Linked DNA regions of Homo sapiens: region 1 is linked to region 2. A link is an interaction called in ENCODE POLR2A ChIA-PET data of the cell type or tissue named here. Cell type or tissue: endothelial cell of umbilical vein. All regions are shown on one strand. Each heading gives the region's core, and the rest is flanking DNA. Links, peaks and the distances in the headings are about the cores only.

The links. Peaks named below come from ENCODE experiments on the same cell type or tissue, not always from the same donor. Only the 100,000 strongest peaks of a DNase experiment are listed, where the experiment ranks them.
Region 1: POLR2A ChIA-PET joins it to region 2 with 5 read pairs; 2 of 35 experiments call an interaction of 5 or more read pairs at or near these places.

What each region holds. Positions count from the first base shown.
Region 1 is chr11:128,701,101-128,709,419 of GRCh38, reverse strand. The region is part of intron 1 of FLI1 (Fli-1 proto-oncogene, ETS transcription factor); the gene reads right to left. Among named protein-coding and RNA genes, the nearest start is that of SENCR, 9.2 kb to the right of the region's middle. RefSeq lists a silencer at 4,613-4,702 and an enhancer at 7,777-8,319. In endothelial cell of umbilical vein, for the core only: no CTCF peak of the experiment used is centred there; a DNase peak (open chromatin) is centred at 3,709; H3K27ac peaks cover 3,904 bases.
Region 2 is chr11:128,236,484-128,244,802 of GRCh38, reverse strand. It overlaps LINC02098 (long intergenic non-protein coding RNA 2098), which reads right to left. Exons shown (of 4, transcript NR_146647.1): 4 at 3,362-3,525. Among named protein-coding and RNA genes, the nearest start is that of LINC02098, 32 kb to the right of the region's middle. In endothelial cell of umbilical vein, for the core only: no CTCF peak of the experiment used is centred there; a DNase peak (open chromatin) is centred at 4,082; H3K27ac peaks cover 2,474 bases.

The DNA.
Region 1 (8,319 bases), core at 2,027-6,026, 460 kb before region 2:
TTAACCACATGCAAGCAAGTCTTTGAAATCACTAAGGCCAGAAAAAAGCAACCCAACAGATTTAAGTTACATTTATTATCTGTTATATTCATGCATCGACTTGAATGAGAATAATAACTAAGATAATAACAACTAGCAGTTGCACAGCACTTTACAATTACAAAGTGCTTTTACTTCCATACTACTTTTGATTCTTATTATTAGTAAGGTTGGTAGAAAAATTAACGTTATGCATTATTACTACCAGTACTACTATTATTTTACAGGTAGGAAAGGAGATTGGAGAAGTTATTATCTGACCGAAGACCACACAATTAATAAGTGGGTCTGAACCTAGATTTCCAAACTTCAGACTGCATGTGGCTTTCACAAAATCATTCTGCCACTGTCACAGTAATCTGGCAAAATACTCCAGAGGTTTACTGCCAGCCTTCCTAAGGTTTTGTCTCACCTTTTTTAGGCAAGAAGCACCTTACAGCACACAGCATTGACACATTATATTTACATTGTGTGGGCATGAAGTCACATTTGGTAACTTTGGCTAACTGAATATTGGCTGACTGAACTTTGCCTGACAAATAAAAAGACGGGGCGGGTGCTCTTTCTTTAGTAAAAAGTCCAAATAAGGCTCGGAATCTGAAATGCCGCATGATTTACAGCAATCTTGTTACATTGGCAACAAGAAAGCCATCCAATGAGCCACCCAGTAGTTAGTCAAAGTGTAGTAATTAATTCACGCTTTTCTTGAAGAAACTCAAAGCAACTCACTACTCCAGTTTTTTACCAAATCCATGGAAGAAGAGGATCATCAAGAAGCCTTAATCCTTTTGGGTAAATGGACCCACTGAGAAGGGGAGAGTAACTTGTCCAATGTCACGAAGCCAGCCTAAGGCAAAACCAGGTACAGAACTCAGACTACCCAAGCCGGTGCCCACATTAGCACTTTAGAGGGACCGATATATAAAACTCTCTCAGGGGAGCTAGGCACAGGTGCACCTAGACAGCTTCACCAGCAAAGTTTTTAAAGGAGGTGGAGAACGAGGCTTGCTCTAATAGCAGACAACCAACTCCTTCCAATCAGAAGGGAGTTAAAAGTAGTGTTAGCATATGGAAAATGCCAATCCACCTGTTCCATCTTGGATGAGACTGACCACTCAACTGACTGCTTGTCGATGGTAACTGACCACAGTAAGAAGGATTCTTGTGTCTCATGTAACGCTCCTCTCCCTTTTTGGTAGCTCTGAGCTGAAAGCTTCCTCCCCCATGCACGGCAATGGGGAAACCAAGGCACCCACCTTCAGGGATACCCCTGTTTTCCCAGGAGTTTCCCTTCACTGAGGCTGTGTCTCTCCTTCCCTTGTAAGTGTGCTTGTACTGTGCACACTAACAAAACATTCTTTCCTGTTTCCAATTATTTTCAACAGTTAAGCATGCAAATGTCTGAACAACATTTATTAAGCTTCTATGGACATTTAGGAGAGAAAAAAAGATGAACCAACAAGAATCTGAATCATCAAAGAGCTCTTACAAAACCAGTGTTTTGAGCCTTTAATTGGAAGTGAATCAGAAACAGGCATGTGAAATTTCCCATGAAATACACACAGGGTTTTAAATTTTTTAAAAGGGTGCTCTGGGCAGAGAAGAGTCTGGGTCATACCCTGTCCAAACTGATAGGAAGAAATAAATAATTCTGATGAGCTCTAAACCCAGTCCTACTGCCCTGTCATGGCTTGTCTACAAAACTCAGGGGGCAAACTCCAAGAAGGCAGGGAGGGGGAGCCATGGTAATTCCTTTACCACACTTCAGACTCAGTATGTTTATAGAGACCCACAGTCTCCAAAAGGAATGGCTTAGAAGCCCAGAGCAGCACAGCCACAGGGCTGGATGCCTTCCCCAAGGCACCCTGGGAAGTCTCCACATGCTGGTTTCCTGAAATGACGTTTCTAGAAAAGTCACCTGCTCTTTCTCCCTCTCCTTTCTAGAAAAGTGCAAAAAGTACAGGTGCCCTTCAAGTCCCTCACCTCTAGGGAAGTCCTATGTTGCACCAAAGACCGTATTTGAGAAAGAGGACTTGTGCCCTTCGACCAATGTGTTCTTATTATGGAGAAGTCGAAGGGCAGGTTAGCATGGTTCTCTACAGGCAGTGTTATCAGGGCGGGGGAAGTTGCTTAAGATAATGTATGAATCTTTTCTTCAGGATTCCTGACTGTTCATGAACTTGGGTACAGGGCTATTGACAGAGTATCGTGCTGGGAAAAGAAAGATCCTAAGCTCATAGTGTGGGGCAGTCATTTTAACCCCTTGCCTTTGCTATCGCCCAAGCAGGTTATACAAAGCAGAGCACACCAACCGTGCCCATAACCCCCTCACAGTCTCCTCATGCCACATAGTTTCTGAGTTATTTTCTTCTTTGTGAATATTCTTTAAATCCATTTTCAACTAGACATGATAACAATGAGAACTGGGTTAGGAAAAATCATTATGAATTAACCATGTTGAATTAGCCCTAAGAAATGCCTCTTGCCAGAAGAGCTACATTTGTTTTGTTGTTTACCCTCTTCCAAATCAGCAATCCTTTTAAAGAGAAAAATCTACTTTAGTAAAATTTGGGTGGCTACATGATTACTCACTTACCCATGTGGTTCCTATGGAAAGTGCCCTCTTCAATCACCCAGAAATATTATGACAATGGTCAGAAAATAGGACCAATGAACAAAGAAGCAGGAGTCCCTGTGGGTTAAATGAGCCTTGATATCTTTGCTCCAGAAAACACCCTCATTGTAGAGCGTGGTGTTTGGGGGCATGAATACTTGAGTTCTGCTTCCAGGGGCTCTTGCCTGGTTCCCATCTTTTGACACACTACATCTTGAAGCCTCAGTTGTCTCTCCGTCAATGGCCTCTTTCTTTTTGAGACTACTGGGGAGGGGGCTATCCTAAGTTGGCAATGTGTGATAGGTACTTTGGGAGATATGACAGAGAAACAAGCAACTTTCTTAACAGTGCTCCCTTGTTACCCTGGGTCATGCCTAAAGGTCTTTCAGTAGTAATGTGTAGAGTGAATAGTGAGGCCACGTTGTATGGAGTGATGTGGGAGACACTCCAGGCAAAAGAGAAAAGCAGCGATCTCAACTCAATTTCTGGAATTTCTTCTTCAACTGACTTTGATGATCCTTTGGATACACCTTGAAGCTTCTTCTCCTATACGCATGTTTCTAGAGTCAGAACTGCAAAAACAGATAGGTTGAAATCTCTAGACAAGAGGGTTTCCTTGCACACCTGTTGTGTTGAGCTCAGGTAACAAAAGGTTAAACCCTATGTAGAGAGGTGTTCCACGTCCCTCTTGAAGGTGTATGCGTGTATGAGGTGGGGGTGCTTGTGCACTGAAAATGGCTTAATTTTCCTACTTTGAATAAAATCAAACTACAACTAGGATGAATTCAAGTAGCTCATCGACCCCTGGTAATTGCACATAGGGTTCATCGGGACATTACACAGAATGCTGTGGGGAAAAAAAAAGCAAAGGCAGGCGCTTGGCCCTACGCATTGAGAATGAAAAATTTAAAATAATAGGTTCTTCAGGGCTAAATTGTGTTTGCTCCCAAGGATCCTTGGAGCTATGGTTTTCTTTGTTCTGCCAAAGGAAAAAGGAAATATATCAGGAAGCTGGGCCAGTCCACAGGAAGTCTCACTTGGTCTGATAAAAGGAACTGGTGTGAGGCAGCTTTGGATGCAGTTATAAGTCAATCAGCCTTGAAATAACAAGAAAGGCTATTCAAGAGAAACTGGAGCCTGAAGTCAGCCCTACTCAATGATTTCCTTTTAACCTCGCAAAACATTCCCTTCTTTGTGTTTTATATAACCTCCTGAATCTGTTATGTTTTTTAAAAAAAATTGTGTATAGTTTTGTGTGTATATGAGTGGAATAGAATGAAGAAGAGAGCAAGATTTCGAGGAGGAAAGGAAGAAAGAACGAAGGTACAAGGGTAGAGGAGGAAGCCTTGGCAGGTCAAAGAATATGCCGTTCTCTATTGAGCTATAAAACATTTAAAAATCAACTCATTGGATCATTATGTAAAAAGAGAACCTGTCAGTTTCACACCAGTGCACCTGCTAACAAAGCCAGGCAGGCTTTCTTACCTGGGAAATAGGCCTTCTTGAATAAAGAGTTGTGAAGAATTGAGCAGTTTCATGAATCTGACCGGTGCAGACTGTGGATAGTGGTCACTTAGACAAAGAGATAAAACAAATAGTAACAAAACCTACATGGTCCCCATAGATGGGCTCGTAGCCTAAACTATATGGAGATGTATGTATCAATCTGGTGATGTATCACAGTGGCTAAGCTTTATGGAATTTGGAAGTAAGCAGGATTAGGTTCCAATAATTGCTTTTCTATTTTCTACCTGTATGACCATGAGTAACTTACCCAATCTCTTCAAAATGGAAATATTACATACATCACAGGGTTGTTACAGGGATCAAGTGCATGTCTTAAAGGTTTGAATAGATATTGTCACCTTGAGCTGGATAGATAACTTATTCTCTTTATAACTATGATTGTTCTTCCTCATTTTTATTCCCCCTCTGATGAAAGATGAGCATCTCTTTCTCTTAGGTGAGTACTAGGGAAAGAAAGGCCTTAGCTTGGGGTCATGAGGACCCATGCAAAATGGTGGGTGATACAGTTTCAAACTGAATTGGGGCCTTCTGGGGTTGACTGTGTTTGCCCATAGAACACCACTTCCTGTTTTAACAAGAAGAAACAAAGCCTTCCAGAAAACCCATTAAGAGACTCAAAATTCTCCTTGGACATCAAATTATTGTTTTTAGAAGAGTTAAGTGTAAATGAATCAAAACCAGACAAATTCAATTTCCTTTCAATTAAACAGGATTTTTTTAAAGGCCACGGGAAAGACGCTTGGAGCCAAAGAGTGTTTTGGGTTTTAAATGAGACCAAATTTCGGAAAAGAATCTAAGACCCCAGAGTGGCGTCAGGCCCTATTCTTAGTTTGCATTAACGGAAAGGGATTAGCACAGTTCTAGTGTCACTTGGCAATAAAAACAACCAGCTCGGAGAAACTCACCAAGCACCTGCTGAGAGCCCCTGCCTTCACCTGGCCTTGAGGGTCACTCCACAGTACAAAATGTAGCCCTGAGATTATGGGAGAAGAGCCACACAGGATCAGATAGAACATCTACGTGAGGTTCTATCATCCACACCCCCAAATAAGAAATGTTTTAAAGCCTGTCTAGGATCAGAGTCAAATGAACATGAGAGCTGAAAGCAAATTTTGAAATCATACCTTCATTTTATATATGAGAAGACCTTTAACATGAATGATGAGGAAGTGAAGTGACTTGCCTAACATCCCATAGCTAGTTTGGGATAGAGCTGGGGCTGGAACTCAGGTCTCCGGATCCTAGGCCAGCCAATTTCTCCCTGCATTTACCTCAATTTCGAATCTTAAAGTCACCGGGACCAGCACATTCAGGATAAAATCTTGGTGCCCATTCACCTTTTTACAAGTCTGTTTCTGTGTCTCTCTTAACGTTTGTTTTTTTTTTTTTTTTTTTTTGAGACGGAGTCTCGCTCTGTCACCCAGGCTGGAGTGTAGTGTTGCAACCTCGGCTCACCACAACTTCTGCCTCCTGGGTTCAAGCGATTCTCCTGCCTCAGCCTCCCCAGTAGCTGGGACTACAGGCATGCACCACCACACCCAGCTAATTTTTGTATTTTTAGTAGAGGTAGAGTTTCACCATGTTGGCCAGGATGGTCTCAATCTCTTGACCTCATTATCTGCTAGCCTCGGCCTCCCAAAGTGCTAGGATTACAGGAGTGAGCCACCGTGCCCGGCCCAATATTTTGGAACTTTTTGCTTTTTTCCATGTAATAATATACATTGGAGAATTTTCTAAATCAGTGTATACGACAATTGATTTTATCCCATTTTGTAGTTGCATGGCATTTTCTTACATGAATCTTTCCTCCTTTGTTTATCTAGTCCCCTACTGGTGGACATTTAGATTATTTCCAACTTTTGCTGTAACAAACAATGCTACAATAAACACATTGTACATATATCTGAGTGAACATAGCTGTAGAATTGGCATTATCAAATTTGTGTAAATAGTTAACTTCTCAAATAGATGTTGCTCTGTGGAAAGATTATACCAAGTCATACTCCTACCAAGAGGATAAGACAGTGACATTTCCTTTACTCTTTCCAACATGAGACATTAAGCTGTTTTAGTCTCTGCTGTCCTCCTAGGTCATAAACATTGGAATTTTATTATTTTTATTTGAATGTCTTTATGCATGTGCTTGAAATTCTTTTCATTTATTTATTGCCCATTTGTATTTTCTTTCTAGTGTTGTCTATTCATAGCATTTTTGCCTATTTTCTGTTAAGTGGTGTGTCTTTTCTTATTGATTTGTAAGTAGTCTTTGTATGATAGGACATTTATGCTTTATGTATGATAAATATTCTTTCTCCGTTTCTCATTTAGTTTTCACCTTACCTATGGTATTTTTCTCCATGTTTTTTTTTTTTTTCTTTGAGACAGAATCTCGCCCTGTTGCCCAGGCTGGAGTGCAGAGGCACGATCTTGGCTCACTGCAACCTCCACCTCCTATGTTCAAGCAATTCTTCTGCCTCAGCCTCCCAAGTAGCTGGGACTACAAGCATGCGCCAGCATGACCAGCTAATTTTTGTACTTTTAGTAAAGACAGGGTTTCACCATATTGGCCAGGCTGGTCTTGAACTCCTGACCTCAGGTGATCCACCCGCCTTGGCCTCCCAAAATGCTGGGATTACAGGTGTGAGCCACCGTGCCTGGCCCCATGTTAATATATAAATAGAGGAACTAAAGCTGAGAAAGGGAGAATCAGAAGAAGAAATATCCTTGGCTGAAGACCTAGCCTTCCAAAAATATCCTTACAGTAAATTATATCACCAAGGGTGAAGGGGCAATGGAGAATATAAACTGGTTGTTACCTTTAAGAAAATGTGTCTAACCATCCTTATGATTATAAGCCACAAATAAAGATTTCTCCAATGAGTATTGCTTCTTTTGGAATTTCCAATACTCAGAGCTAAAAATCAGAAAGAAGAGAAATGTCTACTCTCTCAAAGCCTGGAAGAAATAGCATAGAAACCTTATTCTTGTTCATTTACATGAATGCTCTATTGAGATTGGTGCCTGGTAATATTATTCAACATTTGGGTGAATGAATACATGAATGAGTATTGAATACATGAATGAGTATGAATTCAGTCATAAATGTCTAAAGACAAAATGACTCTGTAGACATGAGAATTTCAATTGAAACATACGCTTTTCCATAGACTGTAACAGCAGTAACTTAAAACAACTCATGAGCAGAGTAATTTTCTAATATTAACCTGTTTGTTTTCACACTTTTGCTACATGAATGGTACTGCAGAATTGCTCACTCTCCGATTCCTTTCCCATAACATCAATGAATACCCATATATTCAGACCTAACAATTCTGCTACTGGAGTGTTAGATTCCAGTAGACATGTGAAACCCACACAATGTCTAGAAATTCGAGGTTAAAGCTCCCATGGCACCTGTAATTCCAGCCTCTTGCATGTGTGCACTGAGATGTGACATAAGATCTTTCATTGCCTTGGACACATAGCACTGGCTGGGTAAATGGGGCTTGCTCTTGGGAAAGCATTTCAGTGTTCAAGTCTGCCTTCCCTTTGAGGTGATTTGAAAAATTCTCATACTCTGAGATTTTGATCTTAAACTAAATGGCAGACACATTGTTTCCCAAAGATGGCAAATCTCTTAAATACATTAGTGTTTGCTTCATTTTTGTAGGGATGAGCAATTTTGAAGGTACTGTAAAGTTGATCTGAATTATCTGAAAATGCGTCTGAACACTCCATCTCTGATCCTACTTGGAATGACGGTGATGAGTCTCTGCGTTTTTGGTTTGCTGGGGTGAAGTGTCAGTATTCCTAACTGAGACCAGCGGCCCAGCCAACTCATGGAAGAATGTCAGACTTGTCTGAAGGCCCACAGAAATTTGATTTGAGTTTTAGAGAGACTTTTTTTTTTCTTTTTTCTCCTCTCAAGCACTATCTGCTGACTCATTCTCAAAAGGAACTAAAATTGTAGCCCAGGATAGAAGGCCCAATTGAAAAGATTGCTCATGGTGAAATCCCCTGGGAAGGAAGGGATGAGAAGGATAATCACAGTTTTATGTCATCTGGTGAAATAGAGTTTCTCCTCCCTCCCCTAATGCCATATTTAATCAACAGGTGTCTTTGAAGACAGAAGACAGCAC
Region 2 (8,319 bases), core at 1,775-5,774:
TTTGCATTTAAACTGGTATGCACAATGTAAAGATGAATGGTAACATTTGTGCTAATAATTTACAATTTTAATTTTTTTCTCATAATGACACTTTACCCCTGATTTTTGGACAAGAGACCCTGCATTTTCATTTGGAATTGGGCCCTATAAATTATATAGCTGGATCTGAGGAAGGCAGCCATGATTAGAATTTTGGCAGTGCAGACCTAGCATCAATGTGCTTATCCACAAGAATATCCATTTCCATTCTAGGATCCAATGTGATAAAAATGAGCTAGACTTTAAGAGAAATTTCTCCATCTGTGACCAGACACCTTCCAGGGTACAACCATCACCCTTCTCTTGGAGGGGTGAGAGTGGGGTCAGTTTTCTCCCAATTGGAATTGTTGATTTTTATGTGTGATGAGTCTGCTGCAAGGATGACCTCCTGAGCAGCATGCTAAAAACTGTCGAAAGCAGCAGCTGAACTCTTATGTGCTACCCTCCAATTTGTATGTTTTAGTATCACACTTTCTATTGGTCTAGAACTCTAATTGGTCATAGTAGTACATTTAATTTATACATCCATGTGATCGATGTGCCAGGCATTTTACATATCTTATCTCAATTTAATCTTCTATACATTCTTAAAAGTTGACCTCTGAGTCAATGAAGAGCAGAGGTCTCATAGAAGGCAATTGTGCAGCCATTATTGGAACCCACATTGGAATGATTTTCATAGCTCATTTAGTCCTGACAAGCCCTGCCTCATCTCCCCTCTACTGTAAAGCTGTCCATGCTTGGCTATTTTCCATCAGGTTTTTAGTTGAACATCTTTTGCAAGTTGAAATATTATTTAGAACATTTCCTTTGATTTTAAACATACCCAGTAAAATTTGACATCTTTAGAAAGTTGAATTTTTAAAAGCCTTCTTAATTTATAGCATCTTGATTTAAAATCAAACCTTGTGAAACAACTTAAAGAGCCCATCAGTTTTACTCAGTAACGTTTGCTGAAATAAGCATAAACAAAATGTTTTCCTCTGAAGTACATGAGGGTTAAAAGTTTGTGGTAAAAGAATTCTCAAATGGAACATTGCTTGGGACCATTTTGATTGTGTTGGTGATGCTACTGGTCTTATCTTGGATGAGAGCTGGTATAAAATTGTTTAACTTTTGCTTTGAACTCTTTTAAAACTCCAAGCATAGGTTTTAAAAGAGAAATAGCTAAAGAAAGACAACTCTAAGCAAATTTGATCTTCATCCACATTTGTACACGTCAGCATTGCTAAGATGATCACATGCGTCTTCAGGAATGATGTTTACAGCCTTTGATCTAGCGTGTAAATGAAAGGGTACATTTGCACACAGCCTCCTTAGGGTCCATGATATGAATGTGTGTTTTACCTACAGACTCAGCTACTCAGAGGTCTGGTTCAGGATACTCACCTCAAAACACAAGACACTAGAGCAATGGGAGGGAGGAGAATGGTAAGGATTGGTGGCACATTATACCCTTCAAAGGATACATTTCCATCAACTCTTCAGGAAAAATACCTGGAAACATATGAGCTTTTAGTGTATGATGATTCCTTAGGTATAGGAGTCTATGTGCACATCTTGTGTGCATGGGATCTCTTTGTTTTAGTTTTGCTCCTTTTATTTGTTTATTTTTAGCCAGCTTGTGCAAATGACAATAGCAGAGAAGTTATCATAGTCTAAGGAATCATATGCAGCTGGGTTTCATTCTCAGAACCTCTACTTACTATACTTACTACCTTTTTTCTTCTTTTTTAACTTGAGTACAGTTACCTTACCTCTCCAAAACTCACTTTCATCTATAAATGTAAATAAAAATAATCTGTCTACTCCACAGGCATGTTAAAAGACTACGTGACAACAGTGTCAATTGACTGGCACATGGTAAGTGCTCAATAAATCAATTCATGGTACTTATTATACTGAGGCCTTTCCATGCTGATAACAAGAAAAATGGCATTTTCAGTTAATTTTTTCTTAAATGTAATGAACTATAATAAAATGTAACTTAATGTGCTGAAATCTGCCCAATCTCTTCTGATACCCATGCATTACAGTACTGAAACACAATTGCCAAGCTACTACAACTGTTTTTGCAACACTGTATTTTATTTTAAAATGATAAACATGCTTGGCCAGCCAAAACACATAATTGTGAGTTACTGGATTTATTTTTTCAGTGTAGGATTTCAGTTTATTGGGAAACTAGAAGTTGTCACATTAAAAGTAAATTGTACACAAACAAATATGCAGTAATATAGTTCTGTGATTTCTTTTTTTTTTTTTGTGAGAGAGGAAGAGGAGAGGGTCTTGCTCTGTTGCACGTGCTGGAGTGCAGTGGCATGTTCACGGCTTACTATAACCTCCACCTTCTGGACTCAAGCCGTCCTCCCAGCCTCCTGAGTAGCCGGGACTACAGGCGTATGCCATCACGCCTGGCTAACTTTTGTAGTTTTTTGTAGGGACGGGGGGTTTCCCCATGTTGCCCAGGCTAACTCCAGGGCTCTAGTGATCCACCTGCATTGGCCTTCCAAAGTGCTGGGATTACCGGCATGAGCCACCACACTCGGCCGGTTTGTGGTATCTTGAACTCCTGAATTAAAGATTCATGAATATAAAGGATCCCAAATCTCTGCTTAGGGATTTTTTTTTTTTTTTTTTTTTTTTTTTTTTTGAGACGGAGTCTCGCTCTGTTGCCCAGGCTGGAGTGCAGTGGCGCTGTCTCAGCTCACTGCAAGCTCCGCCTCCCGGGTTCACACCATTCTCCTGTCTCAGCCTCCCAAGTAGCTGAGACTACAGGCACCCACGACCAAGCCCGGCTAATTTTTTGTATTTTTAGTAGAGACGGGGTTTCACTGTGTTAGCCAGGATGGTCTCGATCTCCTGACCTCATGATCCACCAGCCTCGGCCTTCGAAAGTGCTGGAATTACAGGTGTGAGCCACCGCGCCCGCCCAGGGATCTTTGTAACTGACATTAAAACGTAAATACTGATGTTCACATTAAGGAGCGTTTTGGCATATCATCATTACTAATGTATATTTTGCCCTTTGATTTGAAATCAATGAGTTGGAAAAGCATTTGTGTGTCTCACAGGGTATCTATAACAGCATGGATTAACATTTTGGGGTAAAACAAGTATGGAACAGTTTTTATGAGTTCTTTTTTCCTGTTAACTAATATTCACATCAGTGAAAACTTTGAATTCTCATCAATCTGTTTAAATTTTCTTATTATAATTAAGCACAACACATTTTCCCTTTTTTTAATTGACGTATAATAATTTTACAAGGTACATAGTGATGTTTTCATACATATCATGTATAGTGATCAGATCAGGGTAATTAGCATATTTATCATCTCAAACCTTTATTATTTCTTTGTGTTGAGAACATTTTCTTACAAACAGTTTTTCATGAGTTGGGTGGTTTTCTAGGAGAGACACTGAGTTTAGGCAGACCCGAGGAAAGTGAAATGAAAAGATCAGGGGTAGTATCTCTTGATGAGGCTGAAATACAAGCATAGTGAAAATTTAAACACAAGGCATTTTATTTCTTTCGATGATATTATAAAAAGAAAATCATGACTGAGTGATTCATAAATGAATAAACATTATTTTATTCACTTTTTTTTTTCTGTACAAAGTCCTGATTCCTGATTTTCCTATGACCTTATGTTCTTCAGCAGCACTTGTTTTTACAATTAAGAGCTAATTACTATCCTGGACCCCTGGAAACTTGTGAACTTTCCAAAGGTCATTATAACTTAGTATCGGCTAAATGCAGCTCGAGAAGGCCCAAATGAAACAAAACTTAGAAACTGTGTTCTTAATCTTGTTTATCATTAATCTGGAGACAAATGGACTTTATCTAGTTTATACGAAAACTCAGGCACTGGAGTCTGTGCACACACACACGCATGCACGTTCATGGTCAAATGTTTTGCCGAATCAGCTGAATGAAATGATTCATGGGAGGCAAACTTCTCTGTCAGCTACACATCAGATAATTGATGCTATTTATAATAGAAATGAAATAGGAGGCTAAAAACTAACAAAGAAAAGAATTCCTTGGAATTGCCGTTGTTTTCTTTGGAAGAAGGGAAGGAACCAGTGACTCAGTTTGGCAATACATTGATCTCATTAGAACAATGCCAGAGCATGGAGTAAAGCTGAATATATTGCAAATAAGTGTAACATTGAGACATATTTCACAACGGACTGTTTCCTAGCAATCAGATTCAGTATAGGGAAAGGGCTGTGACAAATTCAAACAGGGGAGAAAAGAGACCAAACACAGAATGAATCTCTTCTTCTTCTTCTTTTTTTTTTTTTTCTTTTGAGACAGAGTCTTGCTCTGTCGCCCAGGCTGGAGTGCAGTGGCGTGATCTCGGCTCACTGCAAGCTCCGCCTCTCAGGTTCACGCCATTCTCCTGCCTCAGCCTCCCAAGTAGCTGGGACTACAGGCGCCCGCCACCAGGCCCGGCTAATTTTTTTGTATTTTTAGTAGAGATGGGGAGAATGAATCTCTTCTAATCCCTTTTAACCAAACCCAAGAATCATGCCAATATTAAGAAAATGACAGAATGCTTTCCAGGTTATTAGAAATGTACTGTGAAGATGACATTTTTGTATGACTATGCAATGCAGATTATACAATATTTACTACACAATGTAGCCATAAGACTAAAAGAAAAGTTAACTATGATAATAGGTTTTATACATTAAGCACCTTTTATTGTTTTAAATATCTTATGTAATCTAAGTAAATTAATCCTCACAACAGACTTGAGAGTTTGCAGTATTACTTCTTTTGCAATTGTTGTGTAGGAGGTTTGGAGATGATAAGGATAAAAGGAAAATAATGTAATCTTTAATTCACAACACACCTGAAATGCAAGGGATGTGGTATTCCTTACAAATACCCAGATGACCATAATGAAGACACATGTATCTGAAATAACTTTGGTAGAGGAAAAAGTTGTTTCTTTGTAGATGAAAAATATTTTATAGAGACTTAAATTTTCATCCTGGGTTCATTCATTTCCAAACCTGCTTTTCCATAAAGTCTGTGAAATAGGAGACGTAGGAAGCCTCACGTCTACCGTTCAGTGTGCCTTTTGACCCCTAGTTCTCAATCCAGTGCTGGATGGGTGGGGTGTTCTGAATCAGAACCACCTACAGGAGCTTTTTCAAACCACACAGTCCCCCCATTGGCAGGAGAGATTCCATGCTCTGAGAGGAAGACAGAACCAGCTGAGTTATTGTATCAAAGGGGCTTCAGAGGAATATGAGTGTGCACAGCAAGGACAGTGCTATTCACCTCTTGTTCTTCATAAATAGAAAGCCTGATAGGACAGAGTGCTGATTCACTTCTAAGTGCCCCTTCTGACATCAGAAGGTGGGCTTTGTTTGGGCCCAGGACGAGTCTCTCAACACTAAAGTATTTCCTTAGTGATCTCATCACTCAGGGCCACCAGAAGACCCCATTAGAAAAGCTGAGTGGCACATTCTCACTGAAAAAGCCACAGGGAACTGCAGGTGGGGGACTCAGAAACATTCAGGGAGAGATGACAGACAACCTGAGACTATATAGAAGGGCTAGAATTCTAATTTGATACATACATCACCTGGAATTAAGTGTCCTGTTAATAGAAGACATTTGGAAGTTTCAGAGTGAGAGAGAGAAAGAAAGAGAAAGAGAAAGAGACATAGAGCAAGCAACTGTATGTAGATGGCAATTATAATCTTGATTTCAAAGACATCTTCCTTGTTTTATGACTGTTCCTTATTCACAGCTTCCTGTTTCTGTTATGAGTGAAATATGTATACTTGAATTTTGAAGATCTCGATTTGAGTGATCTTAAATTCCTTTCCTATTCTTCAATTAACTCTTTTTTTTTCTGTGTATTGGGTATCTGCATGTGTGTATGTATATGTTTGTACAGAGATATTATTTCATTAGTCAGAAAACCTGATCTAATTAAAAAACTAAATTGCCTCTTTATAAATGCAAGGACCAGTGATGCTGATGGTGCCCCTTTCACAACTGGCTTCTAGTTTCTCACATGATCTTTGTCTCTGGTGTTAGCTGGCTATGCAAGGTCTCTTCAGCTCACTGTTTCTTGGTGGGCTCTTCTATATAATGTGCCTGGTGAAACCTCTTCTGGATGTAAATAACTAGGATGTCTCTGAAACATGTGACACTTCCCCACTATTAACAAGGTAACAGTCTGATATTAACATTTATTTCTTAGTGTTTGTGGTATTACTTTTATCCTGTCCTGTTAAATCTGGGCATCATTTATATACATTAATAGTTACTGTGGGATAGGATGACCACACAGTTCATGATCCCTTTTATCATTTACTGAGCTTACATTTCATGAAAGATATTTAAGAACACATTCTATTTAATTTAGTGATCTTTAAAGTCATATTGTGTCCGGAATTGGTGGGTTCTTGGTCTCACTGACTTCAAGAATGAAGCCGGGGACCCTCGCGGTGAGTGTTACAGCTCTTAAGGTGGCACGTCGGGAGTTTGTTCCTTCTGATGTTCGGATGTGTTTGGAATTTCTTCCTTCTGGTGGGTTCGTAGTCTCGCTGGCTCAGGAGTGAAGCTGCAGATCTTCATGGTGAGTGTTACAGCTCATAAAAGCAGGGTGGACCCAAAGAGTGAGCAGTAGCAGGATTTATTGCAAAGAGCGAAACAACAAAGCTTCCACAGTGTGGAAGGGGACCCGAGCGAGTTGCCACTGCTAGCTCGGGCAGCCTGCTTTTATTCTCTTATCTGGCCCCACCCACATCCTGCTGATTGGTAACGCCGAGTGGTCTGTTTTGACAGGGTGCTGATTGGTGCGTTTACAATCCCTGAGCTAGACATAAAGGTTCTCCACGTCCCCACTAGATTAGTTAGATACAGAGTGTCCACACAAAGATTCTCCAAGGCCCCACCAGAGCAGCTAGATACAGAGTGTCGATTGGTGCATTCACAAACCCTGAGCTAGACACAGGGTGCTGATTGGTGTGTTTACAAACCTTGAGCTAGATACAGAGTGCTGATTGGTGTATCCACAATCCCTGAGCTAGACATAAAGGTTCTCCAAGGCCCCACCAGAGTAGCTAGACACAGAGTGCCGACTGGTGCATTCACAAACCCTGAGACACAGGGTGCTGATTGGTTTGTTTACAAACCTTGAGCTAGACATAGGGTGCTGATTGGTGTATTTACAATCCCTGAGCTAGTAGACATAAAGGTTCTCCACGGCCCCACCAGACTCAGGAGCCCAGCTGTCTTCACCCAGTGGATCCCGCAATGGGCTGCAGGTGGAGCTGCCTGCCAGTCCCGCGCCATGCGCTCTCACTCTTCAGCCCTTGGGTGGTGGATGGGACTGGGCGCGTGGAGCACGGGGCGGCGCTCATTGGAGAGGCTCCGGCCGCACAGGAGCCCACGGAGTCGGGGGAGTCTCAGGCATGGTGGGCTGCAGGTCCCGAGACCTGCCCCGTGGGAAGGCAGCTAAGGCCCGGCGAGAACTTGAGCACAGCAGCTGCTGGCCCAGGTGCTAAGCCCGTCACTGCCCGGGCCCGTAGGGCCGGCCGGCTGCTCCGAGCGCGGGGTCCGCCCAGCCCACGCCCACCCGGAACTCACGCTGGCCCGCAAGCACCGCGCGCAGCCCCGGTTCCCGCCTGCGCCTCTCCCTCCACACCTCCCCGCAAGCTGAGGGAGCCGGCTCCGGCCTTTGCCAGCCCAGAAAGGGGCTCCCAGAGTGCAGCGGCGGGCTGAAGGGCTCCTCAAGTGCCGCCAAAGTGGGAGCCCAGGCAGAGGAGGCGCGGAGAGCCAGCGAGAGCTGTGAGGACTGCCAGCACGCTGTCACCTCTCAATATAAGGTAACTGTTCAAGCCCAATTTTTTAAAAAAGTGAACTAAGATTTGGATATATTGAGGAACTTTCCTAAGACAGCAGAGCTAGTAAGTGACAGAACGTTGACTCAAATTGTGATCACATGAACCAAAAAATTCATTCTGCTCAGCCTTAGAAAATGCAGGTCATGAATTTTATTATTCATCCAACAAGTATATGTGGAGCACAATGCCACGCAATAGCCATTGTTCTAGGCACTAAATTACAGCAACAAATAGGAAGAAGCAGCAATGAGGATTCTACTCCCTACCTGAATTGCCTGATCAAAACTCTCTACCACTTTGCCTCTGCTATCCCTGGGATGTTGCTAAGCAGTGTTCAGCTTCTACTCAAAATCCATTATTAAGGATAAACAGTCGTCTTTGATTTAAATTCAGTAGCTG